Regions from separate parts of the Mus musculus genome. Here region 2 is linked to region 1. A link is a loop called in an ENCODE intact Hi-C map of the cell type or tissue named here. Cell type or tissue: left cerebral cortex. All regions are shown on one strand. Each heading gives the region's core, and the rest is flanking DNA. Links, peaks and the distances in the headings are about the cores only.

The links. Peaks named below come from ENCODE experiments on the same cell type or tissue, not always from the same donor. Only the 100,000 strongest peaks of a DNase experiment are listed, where the experiment ranks them.
Region 2: it touches region 1 in a loop (2.3-fold over the local background); 14 of 42 quality-filtered maps call a loop at or near these places.

The regions. Positions count from the first base shown.
Region 1 is chr11:106,914,846-106,927,548 of GRCm38, reverse strand. Smurf2 (SMAD specific E3 ubiquitin protein ligase 2) reads left to right here and starts at 6,834. Exons shown (of 19, transcript NM_025481.3): 1 at 6,834-7,368. The coding sequence starts at 7,317. In left cerebral cortex, for the core only: a CTCF peak has its summit at 6,568; DNase peaks (open chromatin) are centred at 6,695, 7,457, 7,687 and 8,270; H3K4me3 peaks cover 2,681 bases; H3K27ac peaks cover 1,984 bases.
Region 2 is chr11:106,844,786-106,857,488 of GRCm38, reverse strand. Smurf2 (SMAD specific E3 ubiquitin protein ligase 2) reads left to right here. Exons shown (of 19, transcript NM_025481.3): 7 at 1,225-1,308; 8 at 4,840-5,042; 9 at 7,657-7,741; 10 at 11,348-11,506. Among named protein-coding and RNA genes, the nearest start is that of Cep95, 62 kb to the right of the region's middle. In left cerebral cortex, for the core only: a CTCF peak has its summit at 5,882; a DNase peak (open chromatin) is centred at 5,851.

The DNA of each region.
Region 1 (12,703 bases), core at 2,287-10,286:
GTGTTAGGAACTAAACCCAGGTTCTCTGCAAGACCACCTCACTACTGAGCCATCTCTCCAAACAACCCCTTAGCTAGTTTTCTTATATAGCCTAGGTCTACCTGCATAGGGATGGTGCCGCCCACAGTGGTCTGAACTGGCTCCCATGAATCATTAACCAAGACAATGACTTACAGACTTTTCTACGGGCCGTCTGACCAAGGCAGTTCTTTAGTTGCCATTCTCCCTTGCCAGGTGGCTCTATGTTGTGTCAAGCTGAAAAAAAACAAAAAACAAAACAAAACAAAACAAAACAAAAGCCCAAAACAACAACAAACCAGCAATACTCCCCCCTCCCAATAAAACAAGTCCCCCAAAAAACAACCAAACAAAAAAACCAACTAACCAGGACAGATATTTGGGGGATGAAAATAAGCACGTACCTGGTTAAAAGTATTGGCAGGGAAGCTATCACCCTCTCCATCTCCTTCATGAGAATTTAGAAGTCTGAGAGCTCCTCCCTGTCTGCCAGCCTGACCTATCTCCTCTTATCTATTTGAAAGGCCTATGGTTTTACAATTGGCTTCATCAGCTGCCAACCCTAAGATCTCTCAACTCAGCTCTTCACAGCTAGCTCAGTCAGCCAGAGGCCAGAGTCCCCATCTCACATTCCAAGGGCAGAAAACCAGACTGGCTTCTTATATGCCACTTCCAAAGCGGCTGATGCCACACTCACTTGCTGTAAACATGGCTACCTGGGACGATTCTCACAGTGTGTTCTCTGCTCCAGTAGCACTGAAAAAAAAATGCAAATTCATGGCGTTGAACCCAGTGGCTGAATTAGGATCTCTGGAGTGGAGCCCAAGGCACTATCCTCCAGCCATCAGCAGGGTCGATTTTCTCAGAGGGATTGTTTAGGGACTGTCAATTAGTATATCAAGTTAGAGGTAAGAAACAAATGATTGGCAGGGGATGAGGGTGGGGTGGGGTGGGGTTGGGGATACACAGATCTGGAGAGACATTTAAAAGGAGATGGGACTTCAGTTTCCATCTTGGAGACCAGATCTGCTGGAAGAAGAGGCCATAAAAGAGTTCAGAATGTGGCTTAACCATAGACCCTGTTGCAACAGGACTAGCCATGAGTACTCCTATGATCCCAAAGGCCGAAGCAAAGCTCAGTGTACAATGATGGGAGAGGGAGGCTCACGTTTACACGATAACTTCCCAGGGGCTGTTTTACCAGCGCAGAGCAAACTGGAAGGAGTTAGACTAGCCTGGGATTCACTAATAGCCCAGGTTGGCCTTGAAATTGAGGTAATTCTCTACTTTAGTCTCATAGCTGGAATATTAGGCGGGTACTATCCTGTCCAGTGACAACCTAATGTTAAGTTGAATCCATAAAATTTAAAAAATGAAGAGAGCTAATTTTTAAAGCTTTTATCGCTGACTACCTGATGCCTGCTTTTTTTTTTTTTTACCCCCGTGACACAGATGCTGTATGAAATTAGAAATTCGCACTATAAAAATAGCTCTGCATAATAGCGCCATTATTCACACAACCTTACTTCAGACTTGGTGTTTTTTGGTTTTTGTTTTGTTTTGTTTTGTTTTAGTGGTGGAGACAATACCTCCATGTGGAAATATATTAAAGGCTGGAAGGAACAGAAGAAACACCAAATCCAGATGGTAAGCATTTTCTTGCAAAGTCATATTAAATTCAACGTGAGCCCAGGAAAACAGAAACATGTTTTAAACAAAGGATTTTAAATGTTCTTATAACTGTGTGTAGATTTTCGTCACTGGTCTAGGCTATCATTAGAAAGGATACCATGCTAAGTGATTAGAAAAACATCCAATGAATCTTTTGGTTAAAAATGCTCTTTAGCACATGCTGTTATCATATCTTCATCTTTAAAACTTCCATTTATTCATTTGTGTGGGTGTATATATGTGTGGGTTTGTGCATGCCAGAGGAAACTTTCTGTTCTTCTTTCTGTCGTTTGGGGCCCAGGGTTCAAACTCTGGTCCTAGAGCTTGGACACAAGAGCTATAATCTGCTGCTCAGCTTTCCCATCAAGTCACAGCTTCTTTATTGGAGTGTTCTGTTAAGTGACACTTCTGGGAAAAGATTTTGTTTTTTGCATGCGTATATTTGTGGTGTACGTACACGTGGATATATGTGATAGTACATGTGTGTGCATTCATGTGCTTATGGAAGCCAGAAATGGATGTTGGGTATCTTTTTGAGGCAGGGTTTCTTGATGAACCCAGAGCTTGTAGATTTGGGTAGTCTAGCTAGCCAGCTTGCCCTAGGGATGGATGCCTTGTCTCTGACACCTGGGCACTGGGATTCTAGGTGAGCACCATACATACCCTCTTGGCTTTTATGTTCTGGGTTCTGGGAATTAATTAAAATTCTGGTCCTCACACTGATGTGCTAGGTGCTTTAGCCTCTGACCAAAGATTGATTTTATTGATATAAAATTGGTGGTGTTAGTATACTTGAGACAAATGCTTAAGACGCTGATTCTATAAAAGGTTCACAGTACAATCCTACCGAGAGCAAATTAGAAGTCACAAGGGGACAAAATGGCTTTGAAAAACTTTCTGCAATTCCCACACGTGTCAAAGGTGTGTGCTGATACAATTTGCCCTGGAAATGGGTTCCGACTTCAGGGAGAAAGCAAAGGATGATTTGCTTAACGATTGATATTTTTCCTTTGTTTGCCCTCAAAACTATGTCTAAATTGTTGCTGAGATGAAGCATGAGGTACATCTGATGCTGAAATTGAATCTAATGAGACTCAAGCATCTCTTAGCAGTGTAATTTAGATGGGACAGGTGCTCTCACAGCACAGTGCTCTGTTGAGCAGACCTGCATCACCTGGGCAACTGTGTTACCTGGGCCAGGTGACCCAGCAATCTAAAGTCTGGAGCAGGAGGATTGCTGTGAGTTTGAGGTCTGCCTGGGCTGCTAGCAAGTTCCTAGCAGAGTGAACTACAGAGTAAAGTCTATTGCAATGAAATTCCAAAGCAGGGGGCTGGATAAATCCAGCAGTAGAGTGCCTGCCTAGTAGGCATAGGGCCCTAGGTTCCTTCTCTAGCAAGGGGGCAGGGAAGGGGGTGGGGGAAGGGAGGAGATAATGGGGTCCCTGGAAAGAGGCTCAGGAGATAAAAGCATTTGCCTTGCAAGCCAGATGAATTCAGCTTGATGTGCAAAGAGAACCAATTGTACTAAGTTATCATTTCTCTCACACATACACTTCTGCTGCCCCCATACACACTGACAATGGACAAATGAATAAGAGTAAATGCCAGAGTGCCACTCTAGATGGACCCCCATCGGCCCCACCCCCAGGTGTGGGATGCAGCCACCAGTGTTTAGCAAGTTCTCCGGGTAACCCTGATGCACACTCAAGTTCCAGACCAACGGGCTGGTGGTTTCTAACCTTGGTGGTTTGGATCTGAGTGCCCATAGAGCTTTTAAACCGCCTTCACCTTGACTGCAGGAAATTCTGATTCAGTGGACCAGGGAAGGGCTTTGGCAATCAAAGTTAGCAAGTCCTCTCTGCCTCCCTCCCCTCCTTCTTGTATTATTATTATTAATAATCTTTTAAAAAAGATTTATTTATTATATTATTATATTTATTACACTGTAGTGTAGCTGTCTTCAGACACACCAGAAGAGGGCATCGGATCCCATTACAGATGGCTGTGAGTCCACCATGTGGTTGCTGGGAACTGAACTCAGGACTTCTGGAAGAGCAATCGGTGCTCTTAACCACTGAGCCATCTCTCTAGCCCCCTATTATTATTAATCTTATGTAGCCCAGGTTGACCTTGAATTCACTATATAATCAATGATGTCCTGTGCTATATTGGCTTTTTGCAAGCTGAGGGTTGAACCCAGGTCTTTGTATATTTGAGAATTTGAGACAACCACTCTAGCCACTGAGCCTTATCTCCAGACTTCTTCTTCTCCTTATTCTAATAGTTTTCTGCCACTAGACTGATCTTTAAATATTATTATTTTTTAAAAATCTCAGTCCAAGCCTATTACTGCATCCACTACATAGAAGGAGTTAAGAAACCATTAGCTGGATGAATGAATTCTCATAGGAATATTTTGCTGTGGAGAGAATGGCCATTTCTTTCTGTTCAATGCTGTTTTCTTTTCCTGAAAGTTTTTACATCTAAACACATATAATTAATATCCCTACTTTTCATCTTTTTCCTTACCAATTTCTAGGTATCAGATGATAGTCCACTGCATAGTTTCTATATAATGTGTACTAACGAAATAGCCAAGGGGGAATGTGCATAAAAACTCCTTTTTACTTGAAGGTTTCTGGCTCAGAGAGCTCTGTTTTGGGCCTACACTGGTGAGGCTTTTTTGTCAAGAGATTTATTGGAAGTGGCTTTCCTATTAACATTAGTCCTTTTGATTTTATTATTTTTTTGTCTTCTAAAATCTTTATTTTATTTATTAATTAAAGTCAATATTAAAGATTTAATGTGTTAAGGAAAACAACAATAAAACAAACATCCACGTACCCAGCTTTAAAAAGATTACTACCAGTATAATAAAGGGCGTGGTGGTAGGTTTGGATGGATCTCTGTCCATTTCCAGCCAGTCTGGTCTACATAGTAAGTTACAGGCCAGCAAGGCTTACACAGTGAGTCCCTGTCTGTAAAATAAAAGCTAAAATAACAAATACAGTGTTATTATAGATGTTGCTCAGTGGTAGTATGCTTGCCTATCATGTGTAAGACACTGGATTTGACTTCTAACATTACACAGAGGTTATCAACATATTGAATGGTTTTGCTTATTATTTATATTTTGAGCTTTTTAAAAGACTTATTTGTGTGTATGAATGCTTCTCCTGAATGTATCTGTGTGTATCGCATGCATGCTTGGTGCCCATGGAAGTTAGAAAAGAGCATCATATCCCTTGGAACTGGGGTTATAGATGGTTGTGAGCTAGCTTGTGGGTGCTGGGATGAACCCAGATTATCTGCAAGAGCAACAAACCATCTCTTCAGCCCTGACTGAATGGTTTAAAAGCATTATTCTTAGGGAAGTCTAAACGGAATTGTCTGAACCTATGCCCATTTCCCTGAGCCGCCACATATGTGAAGGTATTGCTTAAAACTCACAACAGTCTTCCACCCTCCCACCCCCTGCTAGGCTTCCGACCATTTTCTGAAATCTTAACTTCCATTTCCCAATACAAAGCTACAAATTATGCTAGTGGGTGGTTGGGAACAAAGTGTGGGCCATAAGAACCAGGGAAAGGAAGAGTGCATACATCAGCCTGCTCAGTTTATTGTCTCAGCCTAGCGTTTGAAACAGTGATGTAGCAATTGTTCTATCGCCACAGTAACTTTTGTGGGAATTATTTCCTGAGCCTTCAGATCTTACATTGCACAAAGAAGTGTTTAAGGGCCCTGTTCATTGCTTTGTGAATAATAAGCACTTAGTATTTCTTGATTGAATTTTTAGAGCTGTCCCTTGTATTTTAAGTCTTACTGCTAGAACTTATGATTTTGGGATCACTTTAATCCGTAGGAGTGTTTTTAGACCGATGAAACGCTCTTGGATTTCACCTGGAGAATGAAGTGTCTTAACTGGTAGATTTTAAGTCACCATTTGCAATGTTTTAGGATTAAAATGTATTAGGCTTCAATGAACAGTTTAAACGGCATTAATGTTATAACAGCTTTAAAGCAAAGCTAACATGGATATAAATCCACACTCTTTTTTTTTTTTTTTTTTGGTTTTTTGAGACAGGGTTTCTCCGTGTAGCGCTGGCTGTCCTGGAACTCACTTTGTAGACCAGGCTGGCCTCGAACTCAGAAATCCACCTGCCTCTGCCTCCCAAGGCATGCGCCACCACTGCCCGGCACAAATCCACACTCTTATCCTTAGTTTGCATTATTACTCTTGCGTGCACATAAAACTTGTATTCTCCATTTAAACCCTGCATTACATATAAAGTCTGACATGTTACATGGCTACCACAATTGCCATTTAGATGGCTGCATAAAAATGTGTTGCAGTTGATGTAATACAATTCACTATTAGGCTGCACTCTCACCCCAACCTTGCAAAACAAAATCCCAAAACAACCTGCATTATTTATTTGTCCAGAATAAGTTCTTATTAGTTGTAAGTCACCGCGTCAGAGTTACAGTCCTATTCATTTTCTTTTTTCCTCCTGGGACAGCAAAATACAGTACTGCGTGAGCTTTCCACACTATATCCACCTATCTTGTTCACAGTCTTTGGCCGCATTTGTATTATCTCCCTATGCTTGTCCTGGGCAGGGTTGGGGGAAGAATCGAGCAGGTAGGTAACCGGATATGGAGCACCAGGTGAGCCTGTGGAGGTGGCAATTACAATACTCAGAGCTAAGCACTCCTGGGAATTTGCTGGAGCGTTCGATGTGGGAATAGCATCTTGGCGAATTAATTCTTCGGACTTGGGTCTAACTTTACTCTCGCCAGCCTCTCAGAGCGCGCAGTGGGAGTATTACTCGGGCATTCTGCCCTGTAGGGACACAGGCGATCTTTCAGTGAGCTAGCTGGTCAGTAGGCCCCTCTGGTGCCATCGAGCCGGCGCCGCCGGGCGGTGTAGTTCGGGGCCCAGTCTGGGCCGTGGCGCACGCGCTGCCCGCAGCTCGCGCGGAGCCAGGCCTTCCTCTGGCGCCCCAGGCGCAGGAGACCTCGCCCACAAGCCCGCCCCCTCGCCGGCCCCGCCCACCGCAACCCCGCCCCGCCCGCCGGCCCCGCCCCCGTCTCCTCCCCGCCCCCAGGAGCCGACGAGTGGCGGCGGCGGCGGCGGCGGCAGCGGCTGCGGCCCCAGGACCGGGTTCTCTCAGACAAGAGGGCGGGCGGAGGAGGAAGCGGCCGAGCACCCGCCCGCCTCAGCAGACTTCGCACCGTCCGCTCCCAGGCCTCGCGGCACCGAGAAGGGGAGACCGAGGCGGACCGCGAGGACAAGAGGCGGCGGGGGCGCGGGGCGGAGGCGGCGCGGCCGGCCGCGGCTGCCGCTTTGTTGTGTGGCCCGGGCCGAGGAAGCAGAAGTGGGAGGAGGGGGGAGCTCTGCGTCCCGCTCCCTCCGCGGCTCATGGCGACGGCGCTCGGCACATCCGGGACCCTCCGGCCCTGGCGGCCGCGGCGCGGGCTGTTCGGACCCCGGCCCCGGCCGCTGTGGTGACTCCTCTGCGCCTCGCCGTCGGCCCAGCCCAGCCCAGTCCGCCCGCCCGCCCGCCGGCCCGCCGGCCGCGAGCGCCGCCGCCGCCGCCGCCGCCACCTCCCCCGCCGCTGGGGACATGTCTAACCCCGGAGGCCGGAGGAACGGGCCCGTCAAGCTGCGCCTGACAGGTGAGCTGGGCGGGCGGCTGTGGCGCCTGTGGGCAAGCAGAGGGCCGGGGTCGCGGTCGGTGGTGGCGTTGGACGGGAATCCGGGCGTGGGAAGGCCTAGTTTAGGGAGTCATTGGAGAACCACTTAGCTGGGGTTGGGAAATTCTTCAGAACGCCCAGTGTGTGGCCCGTGGGTCTCCCGTGGAGGGCGGATTTGAGGTCCTGAAGTCTCGTTTCCTGGGGTCACAGGAGCAGCCCCTGGGCTCCTGCCCAGGTGGGGTCGGGAAAGGGATTACTGAATCCAGTTGCTGACTGCGCGCGGTAAACACTCCTTAAACATGGAGTGAGTGCTTAACGGGAGAGTGCTTGTGTTCCCGGGTTGTTAACTTGGACACCTACCTATGCCCGGCAGTGAAACCTTTACTCTCCAGTGCTGCCAACCTCTGTGGCCAGTGCCACACACCTTAAACGCACGTCTCTGGGAGGGAGGGACCGAGACTGTGGTTGGCTTTTCCGGCGTGTCTGCCTGATCCCACGACTCCCGGCTCATTGTACACTCTGTGTTTTGGAAGTTGTTTGATTGTAGGGTAGCATGTTTGGGGTTGTTCCTTGTAGGCCGCAGAACTAGTTGCTCATGTCTTAACTCCAGACCTGGTTTAGAATCCCTTGCTTTGCAATGTGTTTCTCAGTCTGGACGCATACGAACTTTTAAGCTAACTTTCACTAGTCCTCTCCACACTTCTCACCCTCTTTCTAAATGGAAAGGAATGCTCAGAGGGATTTGGGAAAGACTGTTTAATGTTCCCAGCTGCAGGGAGTTGTTAACATATTACAGGTATAATTTGCTTACGATGCCACTTCTGATATTCTTCCGTGGTCAACGTCCCCCTCCTTTTAAGGAAAAATTGCGTTTGGTTTAAAGCGTGTAATTGAAACTATTGTCCCTCTGCTAGCTAGTCACGTCATTCACAGCAAGTAAATTGTCCACATTTATATTCAGATGTGTGGTGAAGAAGACGGCATTTTGTAGTTGGTTCATATGCATTTGCGCCAGCGAAGGATAAGCTGTAATTATGTTTGCCCACACTAAACTTTGAGATTTCTGTGGGTGAACTTTGTAGTTGAATGTTTGTGTGTTAACCGGCAGTCCATCGGCTGTACTTTCTAGGTAGCTTGAAGTGAATTTGGTATTTGAGAACTTAGTTGGAATGTATGTTGGCTACAGAGTAAAATACTTTACTTTTGAGGCTGAAGAGATGGCACAGTAGTTAAATGTATCCTGTTCTCTAAGAGGACCTGAGTTCTAGTCGCAACACCCCAACCCAGGTCCTCGGCTCACTATCACCTGTAACTCTAGCTCCAGGGGATCTGATGCATCTGGCCTCCCACAAGCACCTGCACTTAGGTACACATACCACCTCTATCTCCAGTAATTAAAAAATATACATAGTATTGACCTGGAAGCCTTTTTTTCCCTAGGGAAAATTACAAGGTATTATTAACACTGGGTGGGGGGGGTGCTTTGATTTTCATCTTTATTGTGTTCATTTGGGCGGGGGGAAGTCAGCGGAATACAATTATAAAGGATCCTTGGTGCTCTAGTTTATATATTAATGTTCTTATTAGGCACGCCTTTGTCAATAATTACAGAAAGAAATTGTGAGTGTAGGTGTGCAAAAGCCATCAGAAATGGATGTTATTTATTTCCTTCTGGGATATATATATATATATATACACACACACACACACACACACACATATATACATATACATATATATACACATACACACATATATGTGTATGGGAGAGAAAAGAGGGGTTTGGGTTTTCTTTGGATAAAATGAGTTCTGAGGTGGGCTGGAGAGATGGCTTAGTAAAGAGCACCCTCTGTTCTTCCAAAGGACCCAGATTCAATTCCCAGCACCCAAATTCCAGTTCACAACTGTCTGTAACTCCAGTCCCAAGGGATCTGACACACTCACACCAATGCACATAAAATAAAAATAAATTATTAAAAAATGAGTTCTGAGGTTTTAGTATTTGTCAGACTTTGCGAAAACTATTCACAGGCAAATTTCCCAATAGTTTTAAGAAACAGAGTAGTTCAAATGAACTAAGATGTACTGAAAATGAACTGAGAGTACATTTATGTACTGTGTGTGTGTGTGTGTGTGTGTGTGTGTGTGTGTGATGGCCATGGAACGTGTGTGCTGGATAGGACAAGGTGAGATCTCCTTTTCTATCTTACGAGTCTTCCCAGTCCAACTCAGGTCATCAGGCTGGAGAGGAAATACCCTCCCCCCTCAGCCAGCTCAGTGTTCTGAGGGTTGGTTAGTGTGATTGAGTAGCTCTTATATTTATCTGTCATTTTTTTCCTGCATATGAGAGTTTATACAGATTTATGAGTGACATTTGTGAGGTAAACATTATAACCACCGCACTATGGAAACGTCCCCTCAGTGAAGTTTGAGAGGAAAAAGATCACACTAAGTTTCTGAGCAAGAAAATACATTAGACTAAATTTATAGAGTGATTTTGTACACTTAGCTTTTTCTGAAGAATTTTAAATATCTGTCCTCTCCTCTTAATTGTAAAAACAGTTTGAACTACTCTCAGTTTCCTAAAACTATTGGGAATTTGCCTGTGAATAGTTTTCGCAAAGTCTGACAAACACTAAAACCATTGTCTCTTTGATTGCATATGATGGAATCTCCTGTTTTGCAGGGAGCGTTAACTTACATTTTTTCATTTTTGTTCGTCATTTACAAATTAAATAGTATAAATTTTAACAAATAGATCTTAAGAGCTGGATTCAATTAGCAGCTTTTTAGGACACAAACATAAAAGGGTTAGATGGAAAAGATTGTTTTGACTGACTGGATAAATGACAGGGCTGTGTTTGATGTGCGTCCAGGACTTAGTCTGGAGCTGGTGCCCAACTTCTCAGTCCATCTTGAGAAGCCAAATAAAATATTTAACCTAGGACTCTTTCTGTTTTTTAAAAAAAAGTTGATTCTTTGTTAAGACCTTAAGAAATGTTTGGCATACCTTTAGATTAAGTGTTTAACAGTTCATTTGGATCTGGACTCCCTAATCGAGGAAAAAAACTTAAAGAAAAGAAATCCCACAGTGAACTTTTATTTGGTTTATAATACACTTGGGCTATAAGATGTTTTAAGATTACTGCTTTTTACTTTAAGTTAAAGCCATTTAAAAATTTACATTTATGGAATACCTTTGATTCCACAGTACTTTATGAACTGCAGTTAATTATATCCTTAATGGAGAATCGCCCATTGCTGAAAGGTGCTAACAATTCTTTTCATAGCCAGTCTCTGCCTGTCCCTGTCTCAGCTCCCCCCCCCCCCCCATCTCTGCTCACTATGGATATGTTCCATAGACTATTACTAAAATCCACCCATTAGTAAATTGTGATATTGTTGAAGAAGTTGAGACGAATTTATTTTCAAATGAGATTCCTTAAACCATTGGTGAATATATGGTATGTGCTATCAAGTTACTTCTTTTAGCTTTTATGACACATTAACATTTGGTCATTAAAATGGGCTATCTGGGAGCGCTATTAATTTTAGTTTGTGTGTTTAGAGTAGGAATGGCTTGGTTATATATGTGTAATTTATAGTGTGATATATAATATAGGCTTTCCTACAACATTAAGAAAGGATTTTAGTTGAAAATATTCTATATATTTGGTTATAGTAAAAAAATTAGATAAATTTTTATACCCTTACTGTTTTTGAAAATCAAATTCTGGAAAATACAGTTTAGTGTAGTTTCTAAAATAACAGATTACTTATCCAGAACTTTTATTTTAGACCTTGTTGTAAATGTAGTGTTTTTGTATGCTGTTTCTCATTAATTTTAAAAATCCTTAGCAGTAGAGAAGTTAAGTTGACCTATAAGGAAAATTAATTTTAAAACCTCACTTTAAATATACTTGTATTGTAAATATAATTTTACTGAGTGCTTTATTTAACTCAAGACTTGAAAATTTTAAGCTTTGTTGCATCTTTTAGGTTTCTAAGCATGAATAATGCCAGTGACCATAGTGACTTCTTGAGGTCTTTGCTATTGAATATAACTAATTCATTTCACTGGCTTCTGAGGAGGAAACTAAAATGGCATAGCCCCCATCTTTTAAGTGCTCTCTTGTTGCATTCTAGGTTTCTTCAGATAGGCAGTAGTTTGGTTTTCTTGAGGTATGGGTTTTAAATCATAGCTTCTGCCCTTTTCATATTGATCTATTTTTATAATAACGTGTGCTTGCTAGTTTTATGTTAACTTGACTCAAACTAGAGTTATCAGAGAGGAGGGAACCTCAATTGAGAAAACTCCTCCATGAGATCAGGCTATAGGCAAACCTGTAGGGCATTTTCTTAGTGATTGATGGGGAGGGCCTAGCCTGTTGTGGGTGGTGCCATCCCTGAGCTGGTCCTGGATTCTATAAGCTGGCTGAGCAGGCTATGAAAAGCAGGCTAGTAAGCATCAAACCCAAATGCCCCCTACCCCCGATCAGCTCCTTTCTCCAGATCCCTGCCATGTTTGAGTTTGTCTTGACTTCTTTTACTGATGGACTATGGTGTGGAAGTGTAAGCCAAATAAATCCTTCCCAACTTGCTTTTGGTTATCATAGCAGTAATAATCCCGACTAAGACAACATGCTAACGTCTTATTCAGCATGTTAAAATTTCGTATATTTAGCATATAATTCAATTTTCTTTTTTCTTTCTTCCTTCCTTCCTTTCTTTCTTTCTTTCTTTCTTTCTTTCTTTCTTTCTTATAAACAGATTATTTAATTTACTGGTTTCAAATTCACTGTGTAGAATGTTGACATTTTGAAATTTTTGCCTCCATTTTCCAAGTTCTGGGATTACAGGCGTGTGATACCATTCCTGACAAAACTCAAATTTCAAGGTAAAGTGGAGGTCAAACTTAAGGCACACAAAATTTTTACTTTTATTTATTTTGTGTGAATTGAGCCTACCATCTTGTGCATGCCAAGCAATCACTCTTAACACTGAGCTAGATGCCTGGCCCTAATATATTTTACTTTTAAAAAATAGATCATATCTAACAGAGTATAAAGCTCTATTTGTGATTCATCATAATTTTGAATGTAAGTTATTGTATTACTGTAATGTGTCCCTAGATAAATGATAATAGGTTGTTTATCTTTGTTCCTGTATTTTTTCCATTGCTCCTCTGTTATTTTTATATTTAAGACTGCTAAAAATCGATGGGTGTGGTGGTGGAATACCATTAATCACTGCTGTTGGGAGGCACAGACGGGCTGGTCTTTGTGAGTTTGAGGTGTGCCTGGTCTATATAGTGAGT
Region 2 (12,703 bases), core at 2,871-10,870, 71 kb after region 1:
TTTCTGCAAATTGCCTCAGACCTATATACCTGTACTGTGGCATGTGCACTCCCACACATACTCAGGTATCTAGATGTGTATGTCTGTGCATGTGTTTATGTACCTATTGGACTTGGAGTTACACAGATAGTTGTGAGCTACCCTATGTGGGTGCTGGGAACTGAACTTGGGCCCTCTAGAAGAGCACCAAGTGTTCTTAACCACTGAGCCACTTTTCTAGTCCTTTGTTTTCGCTTCTTGATAAATCTGTTCATTCTTTTTTGAAAATGAGGAAGTCTGTGGTGTTTTTCACAAGGAAGTTAAAGATGAAGTAATCAATACTGAGACAATATATCAATGTGAGACATAACTGATCTTTTCTTGCTTATTATTATTGTATTATAATTGTAACCACAGGAGGAACATTGGATATTTGGTCATTTGAATATTTCATTAGATGAAATGGCATAAAGAGTTTAGGGACAAATGGTGTTTTTATTTTTAAAATTTAGTTTAGAGGACTAAACAGATGGCTCAGCAGTTAAAAGCACTGGCTGCTCTTCCAGAGAACCCAGCTTCAATTCCAACCCCCCACATGTTGACCTCCAACTATTTGTGCCTCCAGTTCCAGGTGATGGGATACTCTCTTCTAGCCTCTGAAGGTACCAGGCATGAGCATGATGCACAGACAGACAGACAGGCAAAACGTCCATGCCTATAGAATAAGGAGATAAAATTTTAAAAATTGAGTTTCAATAAGCTTAACTACTTTCAAGAGCTTTTAGATACTTTTCTAGTAAAGTTTAATTTTTTAAAATTACAAAAGATTAGAAATTTTTTTAGACTGGATTCTAATCCTTGATCATTTGCTTAATTGCTGTAAAATTTTATAAAATTTCATGATTAATGTGTCAGTTCAGGCATATACCATAAAATTCTTGGAAAATTATTGTCAATATAAGTGTTACTAAAGTTTTTAAAAGTTCTCAGTTTGACTGATAAGAAAAATATGACATCAACAAAAATAGCTGGAAGTTCTGTAAAACACCGTTGTACAGTTCTAATGCAAGTTGAAAAAAAATAGCAGGCTCTTTATGAATTGATTTCCTAGATTGTCGTCTATGATTTGTGATAGAAAAAGTCTGTCTGACTTAGTGGTTGCAGGGAGAACATTCCAAGCCTCACTTCCGGCTGACACCATTAATTAATTAATTAATGCCCTATTTCTCAATGCTTTAATTGCAGTTGGGAAGAAAGGCGGACTGCCTCGGGAAGAATCCAGTATCTAAACCACATCACAAGAACTACACAGTGGGAACGCCCAACACGGTAAAATCATACAAGTATTTCTATGGTCTGTGCTAACCTTTCCTGGATTTCTCTCTGTTATCTGATTTCCCCATGCTTTATACTGGTTTAAACCATTAGGTCTTAGAGTGAGTGGTATTATTATTTTTAAAATATTTATATTTAAATTCTATTTTATAATGTAATTACAATAATTATATTTGAAGTACAATGACTTGTTTTAGTTTTTGAGACAGTGTCTCTTTACATAGATAGCCCTGGTTGTCCTGGAATCATATGTATAGAGCAAGCTGGCCTCAAACTCACAGAGATCCATCTGTTTCTGCCTCCCCAGTGGTGGGATTAAAGGAATGTGCTACCATGCCTGACTACTATTACTTTTTAAAAAGCAGTAGTGGTCAACAAAGCCTTTTCACAGTGGTGCTCAGTAACCAAATGCATGACTAGGTTACCTAGTTATTTTGTTTCTTGGTGTTATTAGTTTGTATTTGAGTATTGATGGCTGTTATGAACTATTTATTTAAGATCTCCATAGGGATACAATTAGATCATGGCTAAGTAATGTATATGACCAAGAAAACCCGTATGGAAGGGGAGTTTCTGAGTGAATACTGAGGAGATGGTGGCCTTGCAAGGGAAAATCAGAAGTAGAAGTAGAAGTAGATCTTGGCAGGTGGTAGGTAGATAGATAGAGGCGCCCCCCCCCCCCCCCCCCCCCCCCGTCTTTGTGGTACTTCCTGTGTAGAGACATCAGGGTGCAAAGCAGTGCTTAAGAACTGAAAAGGAGTGCTTTTCAAGCAGCTGAAAATGAGGAAGGTGAGGGAGGGCTCTACCTCCTCGGTACTCCTGTTACAGTAAGGATAAAGCTGTAATGCCATCTCTGCTAGTGTTTTATTGGTTTCCCTGGTGATTCCCACACAGGCCTGGCACTCAGAATAAATTATTAAATGGTTTTCACTAGCTGTATCTGCTTTTGCTTATTGAGGATTGTTTAACTACTGAAATCAAGCTTGCTCGCTTTTCTCTTCCTCCCTCCCTCTGTCCCTTCCTCCCTCCCTCTGTCCCTTCCTCCCTCCCTCTGTCCCTTCCTCCCTCCATCCCTTCCTCCCTTCTCTCTGCTGTTGTCTTGCTCGCTGGCTCATGCTAGCCTAGAACGGAATATAGTCCAGCCTACCCTTAAACTCAAGATCCCCACTGTTTCATCCTCCCAAGTGCATGCTGCCACACCCAGCTTAGTACATTATGAATGTCTGATTAAAGCCTTGCCATTTTAAAACTTTTAAGCTATTACTTACAATTTCCCACTTCCCTTTCTTTCCTCCAAACCCTTCCATGTGCTACCCTTCTTTCAAATTTATCACCTTAAAAAATGTTGCTATCTATCTGTCTGTCTGTCTGTCTATATATCTATGCATATATATTTCTAAATAGAAAAATACGACCCACTCAGTCAATTGTGTGTATGTTTTTAGGACTGACTAATGGGTAATAGATAACAGCTGATGTGTTCTTCCCTAGGGAAGACTGTTTCTCCTGCTATTGGCATTTGTTAGTTGCCTCAAGTTCTTTGTTTAGGCTGAGGTGTCATGAACTATCTTATTATTTTTTTTAAAATGCTTAGTTCAAAGTTACATTTATTTCTGATACAAGCTGCCTAGGGTATCAGTTAAGCTGAAGAACCTATTTTTATTCTAGTAGCACATATGAATTTATACTCATAGCAGTGTTTAAGTGAAGCCTGCTTTCTTCTAATTCATCTTTAATTTCCACGTGTATGTAAAGCGTTTTTCCCCCTTAACACATGTTAGTTTGAAAATGAGTTTCTGGGTCTGGAGAGATGCTTTGATAGGTAAAAGCACTGGCTGCTCTAGCAGAGGACTCAGATGTGATTCCCAGCCACCTACATGGTGGCTCCTGATTGTCTGTGTTTCCAGTCTCAGAAAATCTGATGTCTTCTTCTGGCAAGGGCACTGAGCACTTACATGATACAGGCATGCTGACAGAATACCCACTTAAAAAAGAATACCTCTTAAAAAAGAGCTTTTAATTTAGATGTGATGGCTTACATGTCTAATCTCACTGCCCAGGAGGCTGAGCAGGAGAATTGCTATGATGTGAGACCCTGCCTCAAGGAAAGAAAGAAAATGAGTTTTTGGGTTGGAAATACAGCTCAGTGGTAGAGAACTTTCCTAGCCCCAGTGATGCCCTAGGTTTCCTACCTAGTGCTAACAAAGCAGGAACAAAACCAGTGAAAATGAACTCCATTACCTGTTGTTTTTGAAGGTTACTTTATAAAATAAAAATTCCTTGATGAGACAGATTAGCTTCCGTATTTGATAACATTTAAGGTACTTTTATTCCTTACATGTGAGTAACGGAGTGACATAGCTATTTATAATAGAGAATGAGCCACCTAAATGTCCTTCCTTCCAGGAATATTGTAGAGAACAATGAACAAAAACACAGGTATAGCTGGACATGGTGGCGCACGCCTTTAATCCCAGCACTCTGGAGGCAGAGGCAGGCGGATTTCTGAGTTCGAGGCCAGCCTGGTCTACAGAGTGAGTTCCAGGACAGCCAAGGCTATACAGAGAAACCCTGTCTCGGGAAAAAAAACAAAACAAAACAAAACAAAAAAACCACACAGGTATAAATAAATGAATAAATAAATACCAGACATAACTAATTGACTTAATGATTAGGATTCTGTCCAATGAAGTTAAAACTGAAAAAGTTATGTCCAGTATGCATATTTTATTACATGTAGCTTAACAATGAGGTATGCTATAAGAGTAGCCATTACTTACCCTCCTCATGGTAGTTGACTGGGAGTTGTAGCTTGCGGCTGTTACCTAATAGTTTGAAGATCTCTATACCATGTATATCACTCACTAACCCTAAAAAAGGTAAGCATTTAAAGTGCACTTTTGACTAGCTGCTATGGCTTCTGACTATTAAAAGGTCAAGAAATGACAAGTTGAGAGCTGGATCCACGTGGTGGCTCATGCCTGCAGTCCTGGCTCTCAGGAGGCTGAGGCAAATGGATTGCTATGAATCACAGCCAGCCTGATGTACAGAGTGAGGTCTTTTCCCCAAAAACAAAACCAACAAAACTTCTAAGTTATTCCATTATAAAGTTGGGAACTGTTTGCTATCAAATTGTAGGGTGAGTTGTGTACTCAGGAGCTGATGTTTAAGCATAAACTGTGTTTTGAGTGACAAAGAGCCATACCTAGAAAGAGGTGCTGTTTCCAAGGACTAAAGGTCACATGACTTGGGCAAATTAAATGTGTAGAGGAACACTTACCTGTCAGAAACCCTGTGAGAGGGAAAATGATGGAAATCAGGTCTAACTCCTTCTGCTTAGTGACCAAGTAGCACATATACAAGTATGTATGGATATTTAAAAAACTTAATTGAAATTGTGTCTCCTTTATTCATCTCATTTTCTTGCCTGATTTACTATATTCTCACCATAGTGTACATGTTGTCTAGAGACTCTGGTTTTGATGTCTAAATTGGTAACATTTTTCCCTTGTCACTTTCCAATAGACCGGCGTCAGAATATTCTAGTCCTGGCAGACCCCTCAGCTGCTTTGTGGATGAGAATACTCCAATTACTGGAACAAATGGTGCAACGTGTGGACATTCTTCAGACCCCAGACTAGCAGAGAGAAGAGTCAGGTCCCAGCGACATAGAAATTACATGAGCAGGACACACTTACACACTCCTCCAGACCTACCGGAAGGCTATGGTACGGTAACAGCAAAGGGAACACTCACCTTGCTTTAAGAACATCAGAGACCTAACTGTTTGGGTTTGTTTATTTGAGACAGGGTTTCTCTGTGTCACCTTGGCTCTCCTGGAGCTCTCTCTGTAGACCAGGTTGACCTCCAACTCAGAGATCTACCTGTTGCTGCCTTCTGAGTGCTGGGATTAAAGGTGTGAGCCTCCACTACCACTCAGCCAGAGAACTAACTTTTAAAAAAATTGTTATTGTTGTCTGTTTTGAGATGGGGTCTCATACAGCCCAGACTTACAGTGTAGGCAGACAGCCCTTGAACTCCTGAGTTCCTTTCTCTGCCCACTCATCACATACTGGGGTTATAAGTGTATACCACCACACTGTGCTTTAAAATGATAACGTCTGAAAGTTAATTAGGCCTGAGGATGCTAACACCATCAAGGCCTGTGTTCATCTGTGGAATGGTCATAGGAGAGACATACTACACTAGACAGTAGAGGGGTGCTAATCAGGGATTAGGAATTCTCTGTGAAAGTAAATCTCCAATTTTAAAAAGTCTGTAATGATTAGAAGTCTGTGTAACAGTTTGGCCATAATCACTTATGAACCTTAGCTTGTATGTTCCTTTATAATAAAATGTGATGGATGTGAATCACTTGGTTATTATAGGAAGCTTATGAAATGAAATGAGACTACTTTGCAAGCAGACACTATGCAAAGATATAGCAATGCTATTGTACAGGCTCATCTTTACTTTAGACTTCTAGTGAGACTTTGGAGACAGATACTGACTTCCTTTTCTGCCTAATACTATAGATGTTGTGATAGTGACGCCTAATGACCAAAATTGGGAATTACATTTTCTAAGTAATTTATTTTTACTGTAGAATTTATATAAAAACTATTTTACAAACAAATAATTATAGTTTTATTTTAAAATAAATTTTAGCATCTTATTCTGAAAAAAGTCTCATCTCACTCCTATATCCTATCATTTGACTTGCGTTGCAATGAGTGGTTCCAGCATGGGAAACAGACCTGGCTTTGCCTGATACCAATCGTATTATTTAACCCTGAGAGCCTAGGTTTCTTCAGTAAAATGAGAGGAGTAATAGTAACCATGTTGGTTTGTTGCAAGAAATGACAGAATCTCCAGTGAATGAAGTGTCTATGTTTGACATAAAAAGCAAGTTAGGGGGGGCTGGTGAGATGGCTCAGGGGGTAAGAGCACCCGACTGCTCTTCCAAAGGTCTGAAGTTCAAATCCCAGCAACCACATGGTGGCTCACAACCACCTGTAACAGAGATCTGATGCCTTCTTCTGGTGCGTCTGAAGACAGCTACAGTGTACTTACATATAATAAATAAATAAATCTTTAAAAAAAAAAGCAAGTTAGGAAAATATATCTGTTGTTACATTTATATTTTGGAGATAATTCTTATGGAGTTTATCAGCCAGGTTATTTGGAGTAAAGGTGAACTTTATTTTTACAGTGTATGTGATTTGAGTTCAGATATTCTTTTGTAAGAATAAAATGGAATAATAAAATAAAATAAGTAAAATAAAGTAGTTACCAAGGCTGAAATTATTGTAGCTGTTGTCAGTTTTGGGTTTTTTCTTAGTGTTTGGGATTGAAGGCAGGCAAATTAGTCAGTGAGTTTCTTCTGGTCCTCAAAGCTGTACTTAGGTGGGAGTTGTTCATTGACTTCCTTGCAGACTTCCTTCTTAGACACAGTGTGCTTTATTATCTCATACATTGGCATTTCCACTGTATTTTGTTAAAATGAGTTTCCATGCAGAAGACAACAACTGAAACGTAACAGTTGAAGAAGCTCCTTACTGTCTTCCCATGGCTTCTCTACACCTTCCAGGCTTGGAGCTCATATACTTTTTTCTCCCCACAGTGCACGGATTTCCATTGTGCTTTTAAAATGAGTTTTATGACTATGTGCTGTGTTTTGTTGACTTTAGAGTCTCTATTTTATACCCTAGATGGCCTGGAGTTTTCATAGGTAGCCCAGGGTAGACTTGGACTTGTTGTCACTGCCTCTGCCTCCTGCATGCTGAGATTGCAGGTTTGTGACACCTTGCTTGCAGTCCAGGAAGAATCTTGAAATATCTTTGTTAACAAAAGAGAAATCACAAATTTGCGTATAAAATTGCCATCATAAAAAAAAATCATTAGTCTAAAAGTGTTTTAAAATTTTTAAAAAGCTCTGTTAAAGCAATTTTTAAAGTGGCTAGCCTCTTCCTCTGAGTTGTCTTCTCGCTTTTGGGATAATGGCTGTACCTCATCACCATTTATAAAGTTGTTTCCAGAGAATGAACAAATGATTTATTTTGAGACAGGTCTCACTAAGTAGCCCTGATTGGCTTAGAACTCACTATGTAAACCAGGCTTGCCTCAAAACTCAGAAAACTCAGAGATCGGCTTGCCTCTGTCTTCTGAGTATTGGGATTTATCATACCTGTCTGAATATATAATTTCTGAAGCCTTTTTTTTGGGGGGGGGGGGTAAGAAAATAAACTGAGATTGGGAGATTTTTATCCTATTAGAGTATTACCCAGTGTAATAGTGTTTGATTGAATATGAAAAACTGAGTATGTCTTCTTTATTTTACAGAACAAAGGACAACGCAGCAGGGTCAGGTATATTTCTTACATACTCAGACTGGTGTGAGCACATGGCATGATCCACGAGTGCCTAGGTAAGAACATATCTTAAATATTATTGGTTTTACTTTTTGAGACTAGGTCTTACTATATAGTTCTGACTGGCCTGGACTTGTTATGTAGTCCACACTGCCCTCAAACTCATAAAGATCCACCTTCTGAGTGCTGGGGTTAAAGGTGTGAGCTACTGTTCTTGGCCCTTAAGTACTCTTCACACCAACCATGACTGTCCATTCCACCCAGGATTTTCTCACTTAAAAATTAACTTGCCGGGCGTGGTGGCGCACACCTTTAATCCCAGCACTCAGGGGGCAGAGGCAGGCAGATTTCTGAGTTCAAGGCTAGCCTGGTCTACAAAGTGAGTTCTAGGACAGCCAGGGCTACACGGAGAAACCCTGTCTCGAAAAACCAAAACCGAAAAGAAAAGAAAAGAAAAGAAAAGAAAAAGAGCAGTGGGGGTGGGGTGGGGGGAAGCAGTAGAAGCTGCACACCATCGCACACAGTGCAGTGCTAGCGCTTAACAGGCTGAGAAAGGGAAGGAGAGGAAGGAAGGATGGTGCATATGTCACTGCCATTTACCACCTTAGCTGCTGTTTGTTCTGAGATGTGGTCCTTGGTTTTCCTTATGATAGTCATGATCTCCTCTACTAAAGTGATTCCTCCTCAGCCTCCGGAGTGCCCACACTGTCCAGTGAGCTATTAGAATTTTGAGTACCTTTATGTTGCAAATAATGAAGTTTTCAGACATTAGCTGTTTTGAGTTATTTTCTAGTTTCTAGTCCTGTTCCTTTTAAATAAATTTTCCTTGATAACTCATCTTTGCCATATATACTAAGTACCAAGTAGTCTAGCCTGAAGCTAGAATTTTAATTGGAATTGACTCTGTGGTGTACAAGCACATTTATGTAATGAGGAGGTTTTATATATGATATACCAGTCATATCCAAAAAACAAGGCAAACCATTTGTGGGGAAGCAGGGAGAGCAAAGGATCTTCCAAAGCTCATATCCAGACCTCTTCTGTGTAGTTGAATCAAAAACAGATGGGACTGACTGGACTGGGGTTGCTTTGATACTCTGTCGCATAGCAGTACAAGTTTTATGTGGAGTAATGACATCTATATTTGAATAAGTCTTTAAATTAACAATGCCCTGTATTAGTTTTCTTTGTCTATATGCCTCAATTATCTTTAAAAGTTGTATTTTGTCTTTTGTTTTGGAGCATCATTTAGCAAATGTGTCTCTTTTATGGGAGGTTATATTTATTCCTTTTTATTTGTTCAAATCAGGCATTAAAAAGCCTAAATAAGTCTGCTGAGTCTCTTTAAAGACACCAGTAAAGAAGTACAGTGGGCTTCTTTAAAGAGCTTGTCTGTGGTGGATCTCTGAGTTCAAGGGCAGCCTGGTCTACAGAGTGAGTTCCAGGACAGCCAGGGCTATACAGAGAAACCCTGTCTCAAAAAGGAAAGAAAAAGAAAAAACGGAAAGAAAAGAAAAGAAAAAAAAAGAAAAGCCACCTGTTCCTTTTAAATAATTTTTCCTTGATAACTCATCTTTGCAATTGTATGCCTCTTTTATGTTTCTTTAAATCTGCAGTGGTAGAGTTCAAACGCAGGGCTTGTATATGCAAAGCATGCACTTTATTGTTTAGCTTTTATCTCCTGTTGTTCTTACATCATTTTTATACCACATAGTTTGTTTTTAAATTTTTATTCATTTTGTGTATATGAATTTTTTCCCTGCATGTATATCTGTGTACCACATGGCATTTCTAGTGCCCAGGAGAGGGCATTGAACCCCCAGGACTGATATTACAGATGGTTGTGAGCACCTACCATGTAGTGCTGGGCATCAAACGCAGGTTCATTGGGGGAGCCAGTGTCCTAAACCACTGTGCCATCTCTCCAGCCCTTGTTACACATCTTATACATCACACCCTGTATTCTCTTTATGGTCTTTTTAGTTAGAGCTCTAATTCAGTGGCTTACTGTTTATACTCGCTGTCACAATGTGGTCACTTCTCAAGTCTTCATTGACCTTAGGTTGTGTGAGGTTCTTACTTGAGTTTGGTGTGTTGTGTTGTGTTGTGTTGTTTGATTTTGAGGTAGGTTCATTATGTAGCTCTGGCTGATATAGAACACACAGAAATTCACCTGCTTCTGCTGGGTTTAAAGGTGTGTGTGTGTACATGCATGTGTGTGTGTGTGTATGTGTGTGTACATGCATGTGTGTGTGTGTGTGTGTGTGTGTCTGTGTGTACATGCATATGTGTGTGTGTGTTTTGTTTTTTAGATGACACAATCTTGGTCTGTAGCCCAGGCTGGGCTTGAGCTTGCACTCTACCTATGTCCTCAGCCTCTGAGTGCTGGGATTATGTTATATGCCACCATGCCTCATGTGTTACTTGATCCTTATTAGTTGGCATTCTCTGGTCCTATGATGGGAATTTGGAAAGTTTTTCTAGAATTGCTTCACCTTTTTGAGCTCTCGGCTTGAGAAGTTCCAGGACTTTTTCCCCAATCTTGGTGCTGATCTCCCTCTTCCCAGCTGCCACTCAAGTCCCACTTGAGCGCACCCCATCGGGGAGTCCGTTCTCTGTTGAACAGAACCAAGTCAGTTCTTCGTTGTTATTGTGAACTGAAGGTTCTCAGAACTTTGCTTTGCCTCTTCTGTAGTGGTTCTCAAGCTTTAGTTGTTCTGCAGCAAAGGAGTGGCCAGGATCATTTTAAGCAGAAATCAGAATCATTATTTGAAGAAATCTCTAAGAGCTGGTAATGCCTCAGTGGACACTGTTCATCTTCGCCTGCAGCCTCCAGTAACTTGGACACTCTGGGATGGTCTCCTTCTGTAGAAGTTTTGCTCTAGCAGGACAGGATGAAAATCTACACTGCTGTTGCTGGTTCATAAACAGCCGGAAGGGAGCAGTACACATAGAACAAGGTTAGGGAGGGCCAAGATCTTCTATGCTTCTAGGCACCCCAACCCCACCAGCCACCTCAGAGCATTCAGCTGCGTTCTGTGTGGTCCTATATATCCTTATGGTGTGTGATACAGTGGTCCTTGTCTGCTAAAAGTACTTGATCTTTTCTTTGTTGCTACAATAAACCTTAAAACATTCTTCTTAAGTATCCTTACCAGGTTTTTCTTCATGAAATTTATAGACTTCAAAACTTTAAAACAACATATTTTGTTAAAAAAGAAATGTTATGATTATTTCCAGGATCAGGATTTTAGTAATGTTTCCAGTTTTGCTTGTTGAAGAACAGTACAATCACTCATTGCATGCACATTTGTTTACACCCAACTTTATGATATAATAAAGAAAGAAAATATTGAATAGAAATTTTTTATATGGTTGACGCTTGTAAAACAATACTTTCTGTCAAACAAATATTGAAGTGTAGTTTATGTTGGCAAGTAGTATGATTGCCAGACTGTGTGATAAGTTTTGATCCATTTAGGAATTGGGTGTTGAATGTGCAAGTTTGTGAAACCGTTGGGAATTAAAGATTCCAGCTGAGCATCTCAAGTTTCTGAAACAATACATTCTCTCAGACTTCATGGAATTGCTCTGTGTCACATACGCTGCTTGGCTCAGCAAGCCCAGTAATGAGGTATTTCTGTTGTATATTTGTTTTGCAGGGATCTTAGCAACATCAATTGTGAAGAGCTCGGTCCTTTGCCTCCTGGATGGGAGATCCGCAATACCGCAACAGGAAGAGTTTATTTCGTTGACCATAACAACAGAACAACACAATTTACAGATCCCCGGCTCTCTGCTAACTTGCATTTAGTTTTAAAGTAAGTTTTGAAGCAGTACATGTGAAAATATTGTTCTAAACAAGAGGATATATATGTGCTTTTTATAATGTGAAAGAATATGCAATCTCTTAAATTTACAATATTGATTTATATTTATGATGAGTTCTCAAGGGGATAGTCCAGGTTGGCTTTGAATTACTGGTGTGGCCTGACAGTTCTTCCTGCCACTGCTTCTTCAGTGTTTGGATTGTAGACATGAGCTACCATGCCTAGCTATAATTTACTTTTACTGATCAGAGTATATGAAAGAAAATGGGATATTTTATTCTGACGTAGTGCATATCTTACTTTCACTGTGCTCAAACAGGAACCAGTACTGAAATGTTAGAAGAAGTATGCATGAGAAGTGCTCAGGCAAGAAGGCTGTTTACAGAGGCTGTAGCTTGACCAGAAGCTGAGACTGAGCAGGCTACTTCTGTGTTGCCATCCTATTTCATACAGCTGATAACAGTGACTGACAGAAATCTCAGTAGCACTTTCTGTGTGTAAAGTGTTGTTCTTGCATGTATTAAGTTTCTTCCTGGTAAATATTTCTCCAGATGAGGGAACAAGCAGAGGTTGACTCTCTATAATTTTCCCAACTTGAAGTGCTCCTAGATTCAGACCTATCAGTGCTTTGGTTTCTGATCATGTCTGTACTGCATGGTTTTTGTACCACATTTGCATCTTTTACTTTGATTTCTCTCTAGTTGCCCATTTTCTCCCAACCTCATTACTTACTGGCATTGTCTTCTGAGGAAACAAGGGAGGAAAGGGAGCGTCATCATCAGGAAAGCAGCAGTGTGTCTTTGTCACCAGTTTTGGGAAAGATACTTGGGTAGTGGTAGAACAACAGACCGTGGCTTCTTTGAATCCTGAGAACAAAGTTGTATCCACAGAGTAACTCAATTTAGAATCTCTAAATAAATACTACCTGCTCTGCTTTCTTCATTCATTAATGTGTGCAATAAATATTGTGCTAAATGTTAGAATAGAATAAAACTAATAGAGGTCAGGGATGATTTTGGGAAATATTCTTGCTTCATTAATTTTTTTAGGGGTAGATTCAATAGGATAAATTAAATGAGAACTGGCTACTACTTGTTTAGAATAATACAAAAGAACCCATTTAATATGTGTCTTTGTTGCTGCTTTGAAAAAAATTGGGGGTGGGGAGGTTGTCTCTTTCCACCACCC